Linked DNA regions of Homo sapiens: region 2 is linked to region 1. The links are chromatin contacts, found by Hi-C or POLR2A ChIA-PET in ENCODE. All regions are on one chromosome and are shown on one strand. Each heading gives the region's core, a stretch centred on a gene start or an enhancer-like site at or near the end of the contact. The rest is flanking DNA. Distances are from core to core; before and after follow the strand shown. Region 1 holds the start of TP53BP2 (tumor protein p53 binding protein 2). Region 2 has its middle 23 kb from the start of WDR26.

The links. A loop is a pair of places that touch in the nucleus more often than their neighbours do. ChIA-PET counts read pairs that join two places held with the same protein, here RNA polymerase II (POLR2A). Pooled maps may share reads with other maps.
Region 2: a pooled map shows a loop between it and region 1 (2.8-fold over the local background). The contact joins the enhancer-like site here to the promoter of TP53BP2 in region 1. A Hi-C loop is called at or near these places in 4 of 50 pooled maps. POLR2A ChIA-PET finds 5 or more read pairs at or near these places in 2 of 52 experiments (PC-9 and naive thymus-derived CD8-positive, alpha-beta T cell).

Annotation. Positions count from the first base shown.
Region 1 is chr1:223,843,311-223,850,296 of GRCh38, reverse strand. TP53BP2 (tumor protein p53 binding protein 2) reads left to right here and starts at 4,350. Exons shown (of 18, transcript NM_001031685.3): 1 at 4,350-4,643. The coding sequence starts at 4,617. RefSeq lists a silencer at 4,213-4,522.
Region 2 is chr1:224,454,117-224,461,102 of GRCh38, reverse strand. It overlaps a transcript of CNIH3 not described here. Among named protein-coding and RNA genes, the nearest start is that of WDR26, 23 kb to the right of the region's middle. Within about 2 kb of position 4,127, at least 32 of the 41 ENCODE cell types and tissues checked have a DNase peak (open chromatin) inside an H3K27ac peak, as active enhancers do; they include PC-9, where a contact is called at or near this core.

The DNA of each region.
Region 1 (6,986 bases), core at 3,101-5,600:
TGCTGTTCCCACTGCCCAGAGTCTGATTCCCTCCCTCCCCTCATTCCTCAGAGGCTTTCTCTGGCCAGCCTATCTAAAACAGGTGCTATTCTCTTAGATTTACCTAGTTGCTATTTTTTTCGTAGCATTTATTATTACCTTATTCATGTGTTTGTTATCTAGCTCCTCCCAACTAGAATATAAGCTCCATGAAGGCAAGTCTCTTCTCTGTTACCTCTAAAGTCTAGAACAGGGCCTGGCAAAATACAGCCACACGAGTATTAGTAAAAGAGATAAACAAAAGGAGTGGGGAGAGGGTAGAGAAGAACCCAGATGAGTTGGAGGTGAAGGGAATAGGTATTGCAGGAGTGCAATCTCAATAGTCTCTGTTTCATTGGCTGAGTAAGATGGGAATTCATCTTCTGAGAGGAGAGAGGGACTCAAAGTTTGGGACATCTGTGGAAGATGAGAACGAGTAACACAGGGAGAAAGTTGGGAACTTAAACATTTGAATTCAAACCAAATAGATAATTAATTGTACTGTGCCAAGGGGTGGGGTGAGAGCCAAAAGAGAAGATAGCTCCTCCCCGCTCAGAATGTGGCATTTTGACTTATCTTTCTTGGAGTTGAGTAGAGAATTATAGGGTGGGGAGAACCAAACAGAGGCTCTTGAAAGAATAAGCAGGTGAGGGTGGGAGCGGAGAGAAATTGAAACTTGGTAGAAAACAACCCTTCTGAGAGCCATGTTTGAGTGGTACAGAATCTGAGAGAATGAAACCAAAGCACAGACAAGGGTTCTTTGGTTTCACGCTTCTATGATTAAAAAAAAAAAAGTCCTCAACATACCTGCTATTTGGCAGCTGGGAATTCTCAATTGGCTAGAAGTGAGTTTCAGGACATATTGCCAATTGCTGTCCCTTTTCTCCTCCCTTCCCTTGGGCAGGGCATTTGTGTAAACAGACAGTAACGAAATAGAACTGGACTGTCTTATTCCAATTCTTCTCTCCTTGCTTCCATTTCTATTGTAATTATTTTATTAATAAGCTAGGGCTGCCAGCACTCATACTAAGTATAATTTACTATTGTGTACAACCAGTTTTAGGGTGGTAATGAGACACGGTTTTTTGGTGAGAACTGGAAGGTTAGTGACCAATATCCAGAATTCTTTTCCTGGATGACTGTGGATCATAATATCTTCAGCTGTTTTGGGGACTTCTTTGTCTGCAAAAAAATAAAAAAAAACCCCAGTGGAATATGAAGTAGGTTTTTTGGTGTAAAATAGTCCCTTTATGAACTGCAGTTTACCAAAAAGAATTGTTGCTTCCCAGAACTACCATTCAACCCAGGAATCCCGTTATTGAGTGCATACCCAGAGGAATATAAATCATTCTACCATAAAGACACATGCATGTGAATGTTCATTGTAGCACTATTCACAATAGCAAAGACATTGAGTCAACCTAAATATCCATCAATAACAGACTGGATAAAGAAAATGTGCTACATATACACCATGGAATACTATGCAGCCATAAAAAATATCAAGATCATGTCTTTTGTGGGAACATGAATGGAAGTGGAGGCTATTATCCTTAGCAAGCTAACGTAGGAACAGAAAACCCAATACTGCATGTTCTCACTTAGAAGAGGGAGCTAAATGATGAGAACTCATGAATGCAAAGAAGGGAACAACAGACAGTAGGGCCTACTTGAGGGTGGAGGGTGAGCGGAAGGAGTGGAGCAGAAAAGATAACTATTGGGTACTGGGCTTCATACCTGGGTGATGAAATAATCTGTACAACAAACCCCTGTGACACGAGTTTGCCTATGTAACAAACCTGCATATGTAGCCCCAAACCTAAAAGTTAAAAGAAAAAAGAATTATTGCTTCCCACAAACGTGCTAAATTTCAGTATTAGGGTTTCTTTTATTATTAAGATTCTGAAAGTTAACATGTTCCCAATTGATCTCCTCTTTTCTGTAACTTGGTCCACTCATGGTCTTCTCCATTTTGGTTTGTGGCAACTTCCATCTTTTGGGACAAAAATTTGGGCTTCTTTCTCTCATATTCCACATCTAATCTGTCAGGAAATTCTGTGGGTTTGGACTTGAAAATATATCCAAAACCTGACCACTATTTGCCATAGACGCTGTTATCGCCTTTGAGCAAGCCACTTCCATCTTTTGCTTGGCTTATCACAAGAGTTTCTTACTGTTCTCTGTTGACTTTCAGTTTTCCACAGCAGCTCTTAAAATATGTCAGCTGACATCACTCTTCTGTTCAAAACCTTTCCATAACTCCCCATTTCACTCAGAGCAAAGGTAAAGTCCTTAGAATAGCCTACAAGGCCCTCCTTGTCTGGCCCTTCATATCACTCCATCTCATCTCCTACTACTCTCCCCTCATCGTCTGCTCCAGCTATCTTAGCCTCCTTGATGGTCCCAGAATTTGCCAGGCAGGCTCCCATATCAGGCCTTAGCGTTGGCTGTTCCCTCTGCCTGGAAATCTTCCTTCATATTTGTGGAGTTCACACCCTCATTTCCTTCAAGACTGTGCTCACACACCGCCTTTTCAGTGAGGCTTACCTTGACCACCATATTTAAAGTTGCACCTGTACACCTTATCCCCTTCTCTTACCTTATTCTATTTTTTTCACAATAACTACACTTGTCTTTTGAACTTTTTGTTCATTGATGTATCCCTAGGACTTAGAAGAATATCTACCAAGTGGCAGGTATTTAATAAATATTTACTGAATGAGGGATGAATTTATTTTGCTTAACTCAGTATAACCCTCTTAAGAAAACAAGACTATAAACCAGATTTTTTGAGAACGTTAAATTCTTTTTTTTTTTTTCAGATGGAGTTTCACTCTCGTTGCCCAGGCTGAAGTGCAGTGGGGTGATCTCTGCTCATTGCAACCTCCGCTTCCCAGGTTCAAGAGATTCTCCTGCCTCAGCCTCCCGAGTAGCTGGCATTACAGGCATGCGCCACCATGCCCGGCTAATTTTTATATTTTTAGTAGAGACAAGGGTTTCACCACGTGGCCAGGCTGGTCTCGAACTCCTGACCTCAGGTGATCTGCCCGCCTCGGCCTCCCAAAGTGCTGGGATTACAGGCGTGAGCCACTGCGCCCGGGCGAGAACGTTAAATTCTAGTTGAATTAACCGTAATTTAGTATTTCCAGATACAGTATCTGGGATGGTGCAATAGGGAGTTCGATGGAGATTCTGGTAAGGGATATGGTGGGCTAAGAAAGAATTGTCTGTTCTTGATACTAGATAAACCCAGGGGATTTACCCCACTTCAGGTTCTAGAATCATGTATAAAGGCAGAGAAAAGTGATTCTGAGTGAACTTGCACTGACAACTTACTAGAACAAAGCTTCCTGGAGTTAGGGTTCCCGCAGTATGTGTCTCTCTGGAAGGTGGAATAAAAGCCTGAACCCGCTCTGCTACTCTTTGGAAGGCAGCCCTGCCATTTCCCTAGGCCTTGGCCTCCCTCCCTGGAAAAGGATGGTATCCACCGGCTCCCCGTATCGGAGGCTGTTTGCAGGGTGTTCCCAGCACCCCCCAGGGAAGCTCCTCAGAATGCTGCCTGACACATTTTTACAAAATTTATTTTTATTGTGGTAAAACATACACAACATAAAAGTTATCCCTTTATCCAGTTTGCGGTGTACGTTTGTTAACCTTACAGCAAGTAACACATGAGTTTTAAATTAGAATTTGGACAACGGCAAATGAGATGAAAGGCGAACAATCCGAAAGCCGGATCACTGAGGAGCTCTGGGAACGCGCCGCGAGCTGAAGCCACACGGGGAACTCCATTTTGTCGGGACAGGGTCGGTCCTGGCCGCCTCCAGGGAGTCGGGTAGTTTCCGCGGCGTGGCCCGGGCCTCCCCTGAAGTCCGTCCGCCTCTCTCCGCCTGGCCCAGCGGCGCGGCCGCCGGAGGACTCTGTCCACGCGCCCAACGTCGGGCGCCCTGTTCTGAAGGCAAAGGGTCCCCTGCCTCGCACGACTCGGAGCCGCCGAGGAGGTGACGGCGGCAGCCCTGGGGCGGCTCGGTGCCATTCACTACCATCCTGTTTTCCTGAGGCGCGGCCTTCCAATTGCCCCGGCTCCGCTAGGAGGCGCGCGCTCCAGCCGCTCCGCCGCGCGGCCCCGACCGCACTTCAGTCCGGGGCGAAGAAAGAAAAGGCGGCCGGCTCCCGCCGCTCCCCGTCTACCCAGCCGGGCCCGCGCAGGCGCGCGCAGCTCCCGTTCCCGCGGCCGCCCCTCCCCCAGGCCGCCGGGCGCGCCGCGGGCGGGGTCGGCGCGGGGGGCGGAGCCGGCACGGGCTCGGCTGGGGCCCGACCCGGGATTAGTTGGTTTCGGAGCGGAGGAGGGAGCCCCGACCGTCACGAGCGTCGAAGAGACAAAGCCGCGTCAGGGGGCCCGGCCGGGGCGGGGGAGCCCGGGGCTTGTTGGTGCCCCAGCCCGCGCGGAGGGCCCTTCGGACCCGCGCGCCGCCGCTGCCGCCGCCGCCGCCTCGCAACAGGTCCGGGCGGCCTCGCTCTCCGCTCCCCTCCCCCGCATCCGCGACCCTCCGGGGCACCTCAGCTCGGCCGGGGCCGCAGTCTGGCCACCCGCTTCCATGCGGTTCGGGTCCAAGATGATGCCGGTAAGTGGGCGAGCGGCCAGGGCGTCGGGCCCGGAAGTGTGCGGGGTCGCGTGCCGGGGGCTGGTCCGCGCCCTCGGGCGCGTCGGGGAAGGAGCCTGGGGGCCGCAGCCCGCGCGGAGGGGCCGGGGCTTTCCGAGCTTCGAGCGGGTTTCAGGAAGGGGAGGCTCCATCCTCTGGGCTCTGCGCCCACAGCCGTCGTGGGGGCGCGGCGAGACCCTAACCTCGAGGCGGGTTCCTCCAGCTGCTCCGGAGTCAGGCGAGCCGCCCGCGAGCCCAGCAGCCACTCAAACTTTTCGTCTTTCACTGGGTCTTGACTTTTTTGCAGTTCTTGAAGGTCAAGAATACGGGAACCGGGGACCTTGTTCTTTGCTGTGTCTTTTTACTTTTTACTGGAGTGAAACATACGTTACTGGAACGGGTACCTTTGCTTTGTTTTTAATTGAATTTCGATCTTGATATCCACAGTAGCAGCTAAGTCACCCTTACCTCTTTGTGGAAAGGGGTTTTGGTAAATGCAATCTCGGAAGTTTTAGATTGCAGGAAAGCGTACGTGCCTGGCTCCCTTCGTTTCCCACAGCTTTTAGCAAGACCTCCGGAGAGGATTAGTGCCTTCTTTAGGAGCTCCGCAGGCTTTTGACACGGCCACCAGGCCACAGATGAACAGCAGGTTTGAGACATTTCAGAAATGTCTCTGTCATTCAGCGATCGCGGAATGGAGGTTTGCGGTGTGTTGCGGTGGCTTCTGCAGACTTCAGTAGCGAGTTTCTTCGTGGAAGTTGTATTTGCACCTCTCCCACTGAAGTGGGGACATCTTGCAGGCATCCTATGCTTGTGGCTCCATTTGTTCAGACAAAGAAACAAAAAGCTTTTACTTTTATGAAGTCTGTGGAATGGAGTGATGACAAAGTTTGCAGTCATACATACAGAGTATAATATGCTGTTCCCTGGCCCCCTGCTTGTGTCATGGAGGGCGTCCCAAACTCTCACTGGGTCGACTTAACAATTCACTAGAATTAGTAATTGGGTTTAGAGGGTTTGGGATATTTTGTCCTGCCAGGATTCAAGGAATTTGAAAGTATTAATAGCATTATGCATCTTATTTTAGTTTAATGCCTGGTTATGAAATCAGGTTTGTAGTGTGAATACCCAATATTGAAATAATGGACCATAGATAAGGGTGATGGATTTTGCTGTTAAGATTTTTATTTCCTGGATTTACATTTCTTTGTGTTGAAGTAACTTGTACGGATTGTCTGTGAATTTTTCCTAACAGTAGGAGCAAGAGAAACACGTATCAGTTGTTGCTATATGGTTTCTTCCTTGTTTTTTGTCAAGGTATCCTTTGGAGATACCCTACCAAGGTATCCGTTGTGTAGCCGAATTCATAAAACGTTATGTGGCTCTTGAGACTATATTCAATTTAGCAGTATGGTTCTTCTGATTGCCTTTCTGATGTCAGAATACAATCCTAACACAGACTCAGTGTGGTATGATGGCACTTACACCAGCTTTGAAGTCAGACTAACACTTCAGTATTGCTCAGCTACTACCTTTAGTGACGTAGCCACTTAAAAAAAACTTGTCCCTCAGTTTCATCATCTGTAAAATGGGGATAATAGTACTCAGCTCTTAGGGTGGTTTGAGGATTAGAGTTATGTTTATGAAGGAAGTGTGATTAGTACAGTGTCTAGCTTGCAATAGGCGGTAGATAAACGCCTCTGAATTTCCAATGTTGGTTAAAGTGGAGATTCTCAGATTTGTGATATATAAAAATATGAAATAATTTTTCATTTAGTAGACTCATGTTATATGTGTCTTTATACTGTAATATTTTGGATATTTGAAAATAAAACTTTTATTAAGTATATTTCTCATCTTTGGCTTTTCATATGCTTGGATTTTTATTCCAACATAAATGTAATTTTGTTACATTGCTTTGGAAAATTCTAACCAATTTATCAGGAAAAGCCATTTAGTGTAAAAAAATGGATAGTCTCAGAATGTAGACAATTGCCTTGATGTACTTTTATTGTGGTAAAATATACATAAAATAAAATATGCCATTTTAACTATATTTAAGTGTACAGTTCTGTGGCATTAGGTACAACCCTTGATTTGCTTTTAAAGGCATTCTGAAGATAATGGTTTACTATTTAGACTGCATTATATTAAAAATGTGCAAATAGGCCAGGAGCGGTGGCTCATGCCTGTAATCTCAGCACTTTGGGAGGTCGAGGCGGGCGGATCACGAGGTCAAGAGATTGAGACCCTCCTGGCCAACATGGTGAAACCTCGTCTCTACTAAAAATACAAAAATTAGCTGGGTGTGGTGGCGTGCGCCTG
Region 2 (6,986 bases), core at 2,878-5,377, 610 kb before region 1:
TGAACCCAGGAGGTGGAGGTTGCAGTGAGCTGAGCTCGCCCCACTGCACTCCAGGCTGGGTGACAGAGTGAGACTCCATCTCAAAAAAAAAAAAAGAAAAAATTAAATTTAAATAAAATATACAATGAATTAAGGGTAAAGTCATAATAAAAACAACTGGCTGGATGCAGTGGCTCTCGCCTATAATCCCGGCTACTCACAGCTACTCAGGAGGCTGAGGTGGGAGGACTGTTTGTGCCCAGGAGTTTAAGGCCATAGTGAGCCATAGTCACGCAATTGCACTCCAGCCTGGGTGACCAAATGAGACCACATATCTAAAAAAAAAAAAACCCAAAAAACCTACCACATGATCTAGCATTCTACTGCTGGATATATACCCAAGAATAACACAAAGGCACATACACAAATGTTCAGAGTAGCTTTATTTTAATAGCCAAATATTGGAAGTGATCCAAATGTCCATCGACAGGTGAATGGATTAAACAAACTGTACAGATGTGGTATATCCATACAATGGAATGTTATTCATCAATAAAAAGAAAAGAATTGACACACACAAGACACAAGAATCTAAAAAATAATTATGCTGCGTGAAAGAAGACAGACAAAAGAAGAGCACGTACTCTATGATTCCATTTATATAAAACTTAAGAAAATGCAAACGAATCTGCAGGGACAGAAAGCAGTTCAGTGGCTGCCAGAGAGAGGGTTTTCTCAGGGGGAAGAGGCCTAAGAAAACTTTTGTGGGTGATGGATATGATCCCCCTGTTGATTGTGGTGACAGTTTCACAGATGTAAACATATGGCAAAACTTATCAAATTATCCACTTTAAATATAAGCAGTGTATTGTATATCAATTATACCTCATTGTGGCTGTTTTAAAAAGATGACTCCAAGCTTAAGAAAGATAAACCAGGAGGGGTAGATCATGCCTGTAATCCTAGCACCCTGGGAGGCCGACGTGGGTGGATCACTTGAGCAACCTGGTCTTAAGCTCAGGAGTTCGAGAGCAGCCTGGGCGATATGACAAAACCCTGTCTCTACAAAAAGTACAAAAGTTAGACAGGTGTAGTGGCATGGGGCTGTAGCTCCAGCAACTCTGGGGGCTGAGGCAGGAAGATCGCTTGAGCCCAGGAAGTTGAGGCTGCAGTGAGCTGTGCACATACCTCTGCACTCTGGCTGGGTGACCAAGCAAGACCCGGTCAAAAAAAAAAAAAAAATAGGGGTTCCATGACTCTAACAACCCCTCCCCGCCCAGGGTGTGCAGGGGAACTGAACCAAGAGCCTCATTCCTGGCCTTGCTTTTTCTGAGCTCAGGCCCAGGGCTTTGCACAAGCTCAAATGTGCATTTTACAAAGGCAATCAGAGCAGCCTGTCTCTCCTCTCTGATACTTCTGGGCCCTCCACATCGCTACCCCCATATTTAAACGGAAGCTAAGAGACACTACTATCTATGTGCTTATGAAACCCCAGCTTCACTCCACCCCCACCCTGGGAAAGACTTCAAATTCAATAATTCTAAGGAGAAAGATAAGCACAAACAGATCTATTTTATTCCGTGTACAAAGTTCTAACAGAAGAAATGCCTCGCCCAAGATAGAAGTTGTTATTTCTTTCTTTACTGAGAGGTATTTGCCCCTTTGCCATAGTATAGATGAGAACAGGAAAATACTTGGGATATCGCTGAGGGTCACGTTATCTGTTATAATGAGGTTTGGCTCCATGGAATAGAAAAGTTGTTTTCATACTGCAAGGATTTCTTTTCATCACTTTGTTAAAGACCCGGAATAAACAGTCAGGAACTGTTTTGGCAGCTCTGTGAAGTCATCAGGGTTTCGGCCTTCTGTTTCCTCCAGCATGTGACATCCATCCTCAAGGTCACATGATGTCTGCTGAAGACTTGATCTAAGCAGTAGAAGGAAGAAAGAGGGGAAGGCAAAGAGAGGGGCCCTGGATGTCCTAGAAGATAAAAGCCAGGCTACCAGAGAGGAAGTCAGGTGTTTGGCCATTTGGAGTCAAACAGATAATAGACACTGGAACCAATCCTGGGATGGCATTTAGGCACCTTGGAGGGTGTGCCCTAAGAGAGCTGATCACTGGAGCTGAACAGGGCCTCTGGGTACAAGGACCACATAACAGTATGGTGCTTAAATTTTCCCCTTTTCTTGAAAAGTTGCTGCAAAGCGCTCCCCTCCTAAGTTCTGGCCCCGTCTTTCCGGGACTGTATTAGAAGTGCAAGCAGGGCCTCTCCTAACTGTGGACCAAACAGGCACTGGGAGACCCCACTGACACTTTCCCTGAATACCTCGCATCTTCCTCTGAGCACTCAGCTACCCAGTGTGTCTGATACCCATGGTGATTTGGGTATGTGGGTGGATCCAAGCAAGACAAAAGTTTGCTGTTCCTGAACACACACTTGAAAAGTGGTAAGGTCTCAACAAATTCATAAAAGTGAGTTCAGTATGTTATCATTAGGGGGAGTAGTAGGAAAGTGGTAGGAGGTCTGTTCAACAGTGGAAGGTTGGAATCAGACAGTAACAGCCACAGAGAAGGTAGTCAAAGGGTGGTTGCTGTCATCAGACCAGGCTCTCCTGCCCACCAACCGCAGGCCACAATCCCAGCCCTTCTCTCTGATGTCAGGAGCTGGGGAGCATCTGCCTTGCCAAGCCTTGTGCGATCGGCTCCTGGCAGCCTCACACCTGGTAGGATGAGGGACGGGGAGTGAGCCAGAGCCCCTCTGCTAAGCATAACTTTGGTAAGTGGGCAGCCTGCCCCTGAAGAATCAATACTGACAGAGCACTGCTGCCTTCCCTGCTGACCACACAGGGACTACGGGACCTTTCTCGGCTTTGGCACCCTAGCCACACGATGCCCCAGAACCAGTTTCTACTCAGCTCTGGGCTCTCCCACCACTGTCAGTGAATGAGATCAGAGTGAATCCAGCCGTACGTCACTCCTTAATACATTCAAAAGCACAGAGGACGTCCCTGGATGCAAAATCAGGAGAGGGTAGGAGCCCTGGAAGGGAATATCCTGCCCAAGTGCAGTACTTCACTATAATTATTACAGTAATACACTATTTCTGTTTAAGACCATTTCAAAGGGCACTAACTGGCATAAAGTAAAATAAGTCTGCTTCCTCCCCACACCTAGCTGCACTCTCTAGGGACCACCATGTATAGCTTCTGGTATACCTTTCAGAAATTTTCTATCCTAGTGTATTCTGTTGAATGCATGTGCAAGGATTTTACTTATAGATCATTCAACTAACAATAATCACTAATTTATAAAATGCATATTATTGACACTGACATTGGAGGTGGAAAAACAACTAAAAATGATAAAAGTGAACGTTTAATTCTTCCAGAGTGCAGTTTTTGAAATGACCACCAGGTGTCAGAGTTATCAACAGTAATCCCCAAATTACGACTGGAAAGTTACAAGAACAGAAAAGTGCCTGGCTGGAAATGAGACCGCGAGATTCCTCCCTTAACAGGATTCCTTGGCCCTTTGGCCCAATATTTCGTCTACTTAGTGTTGCAGGGAGGGAGGAAGGGAAGCTACAGACAAAAAAAAAAAAAAAAAAAAAATCCCCAGACCACAGATTCCCATTCAGTTGGGTACCCTTTGATCTTTAGAGAAGCTCTGTGAAAGCACTGTTAAATTTTACATGGGAAATGTAAAGGCTAGGCAGAGTCAGTCCTCCTACAGCTGCAAGGCTACTTTTGGAAGCCAGAGCTATCTCCTTCCTTCAGTAGGGGCGGAGAACAGAAGAGGACACGGACACACACACACACACACACACACACACACACACACACACACAGAGAGAGAGAGGAGGGCTCAGCTACGGCCATCCTTGTTTTAAAAGGGAAAATCCAATTCTGTTTGTAGGAGCACCTCCTAGTTTACCACCACCATCTCTTACTCACTTCCCACTGACTCCTCACATGCACTTCCTCTACCAGGCCTGACCTGCCTGCTGTCCTGAGCTGCTGACCTAGAAACATTCGACCTCCATGCTTGAGAGCAGGGTGTGGACCGTCTCCCCTCGCCACATCCAGGCTGTCGTCCAGGGGCAGTTACACCACCCTTCCTCCAGGGCAGAGGCCTGAGCGGGGTGGCCTTGCTGCTCCCACGCCCTGGCACCACATGCCTAGCTCTTGTAGAGCCAACATACCATGGAGGGCTCCAGGCGACTCCCACACAAGCCTCTTCCTGTATCTTCTTGGATCACTGATACCTGCACTGGCAGACCAGGAGAGTGAAGCAGTTACGACAAGGCCTTGTGCAAGGAGGGCACGAGAATGGCACAAGTGGCTGCAGAGTGAGCTAATGTCTTCCCTGGGAGGGCACAGCTGAAGAGTGTCAAAAAGACAGGGGGAATCTTTGGCCGGGCACAGTGGCTCATGCCTGTAATCCCGGCACTTTCGGAGGCCGAGGTGGGAGGATCTCATGAGGCCAGGGGTTTGAGACCAGCCTGAGCAACACGGTACAATCCTATCTCTACAAAAAATACAAAAATTAGCTGGGTGTGGTGGCACGCACTTATTGTCCCAACTGCTTGGGAAGCTGAGGTGGGAGGATGGCTCGAGCCCGGGAGGTCCAGGCTACTGTGAGCCGTGACTGCACCACCGCACTCCAGCCCAGGCAACAAAGTGAGACCCTGTCTCCAAAAAACACTTAAAGAAAGAAAAGAAAGGGGAATCTTTACATGTCCCATTGGCACTTGTCTAGGCTGCTCCCTGGACCACATCTCATGTCTGAGCTATGGGGCTAGGGAAGGGATCAGACAGGATTCAGACCCCCTACACACTGGAGCTTTTTGTGGATGGAACGTTGCTATGCAGAACAATGCAGAGCTTGTGAAAAGAAGCAGGAGGTGGTGTGAGGAGAGGGGAGCAGGGAAGAAAAGAGTGCCCTCTTCATGGACCATATTATGCATGTTTCAATCCTACTTGAGATGTGACTTCCACGATTTCTGACAGATTAAGGTGACCTTTTTATGTGAGTTGAGTAACCACATCTGCTAAACTGGCACATCCCATATTCACCACATGAAGCAACAGTAATTACTTTAGTCACTATACACTTTAAATGCTATATATAGAGAATTTAAAATGATACACCTGTGGTGCCACAAATATAATGTCAGTTATTATTAAAACACTGGTAGTATTCATATTCAATATGACAATACACTATGTTTGATGTTTCAAACATAAGGTTCAAGCCAAATGCTTCATATAAAAATATCAAGGGGTAAAACAATGTTTATACCTGGACCACCATTCATTTACCATGACTGATATAGTAACTGTTGCTTTAATGTGGCCGACACAGGTTTGGCAACTGAGATTTTCCTCCATTATCTTATAACACATAAGGGGTACAGAACAGAAAGAACCTCTCATAATGCTATTCCTATTATATCCCCTTCCTGAGTAGGGTCAGACTAAGCCTTGGGCAGGGACCACCCAGCATCACCCTCATCTACACTGGGTGTGTCTACCTCAAGGAAGGGTTAATAATGGGCCTCCCCTCTGGGCACTGAACTCACTGTTTGGTGACATTTGGATAATCCTGGGTCTACTAGATTCCTGGTAAGTCAAAGAACATTCCAAACCTCTCCAAAGTCTTCCTATCAGTCACAAGTTCTACTTCATTAGGCCATTCAGATGGTAAGGGTTTCACAAGGCCAAGACAGACTTCACTGGTCTATGTGTATCCTGAGGATGGGGTGGTGAGAGGAGGAGGAGGGTGGATTCAGGCCCCCACCTCACTCATTCAAATACAGATGGTCCCTGACCTATGATGGTTCAGCTTACAATTTTTCAACTTTATGATGGTGTGAAAGCAATACACATTCAGTAGAAACCATACTTTGAGTACCCATACAACCATTCTGTTTTTTTACTTTCTGTACAGTATTCAATTACATAATATTCGACATTATTATATAATAGGCTTTGTGTTAGATGATTTTGCCCAACTGTAGGCTACTGTAGTGTTCTGAGCACGTTTAAGGTAGGCTAGGCTAAGCTATGAAGTTCTGTAGGTTAGGTGGATTAAATGCATTTTCGACTTACAATATTTTCTACTTACAATGGGTTTATTGAGATACAAACCTACTGAAAGTCAAGGAGCATCTCTGTACCTGCTTGCCACCACCCCCTCCAGGTTATTCATGCTTTAAGTAGGTGAGTCAGAGGAGGTGGGTGGTTATATTTGGTTTTGCCATGTGTATGGTATCCTAATGACAGTGACTCCTCCCTCTAGTTAATCCTTCCACAAGCGACTCCACCTCCAAGCCCTGCACTCAGCCAGGTAAAATGCCTAACTGAAAATCTCCGGTCTCTTCACCAGTACCAGAGGCCGATTCTCTTCTAGAAAGCAAGGAAGGAAATCATTGATGTGAACACAGAAGCAGAAGACTTTCTGAGCCAGTCACGAGCTTGGGTGCAGAGTGAGGCCAAGCTCAGACAGGTCACTGACCATAATTATCCCTCCCATAAGGGCAGCCTTCCTCACCTGCAGCCACGCAGCTTCTGAGGCAGTGACAAATAGCTGTGCCTGTCGAAACTACAGAGGAAACATTCCTCACCAGGTCTCTCAGTCCAAGCTTCAGGGACGGGACCAGAAATGTAAACAGACTACACCAATAGAAACAAGAGAGAACTGGTTCTCCTGCTCTCTGGATGGTTTATGACATTTCAATTATGTTCAACACAATATAGTTGAATTATTTTTAACCTTACCAAGCCTCCTAGCTTTGCAAAAGAAATATTAGTTGATAGAGTGGAAGGACAGCTAGAAGCAGAGATCTGAAAAAAAAAAAAAAAAACTTACTAGTAGAAATGAGCCTGTAAATGATACTACTCACAATATTGGGTAGATAAAGCATAGCACCTTTTACTCAAGGAACCATGAGTAAGGGACATTTTGGGTGTTGCTTATTTGTAATTTACTTCTTAGAATAATATAG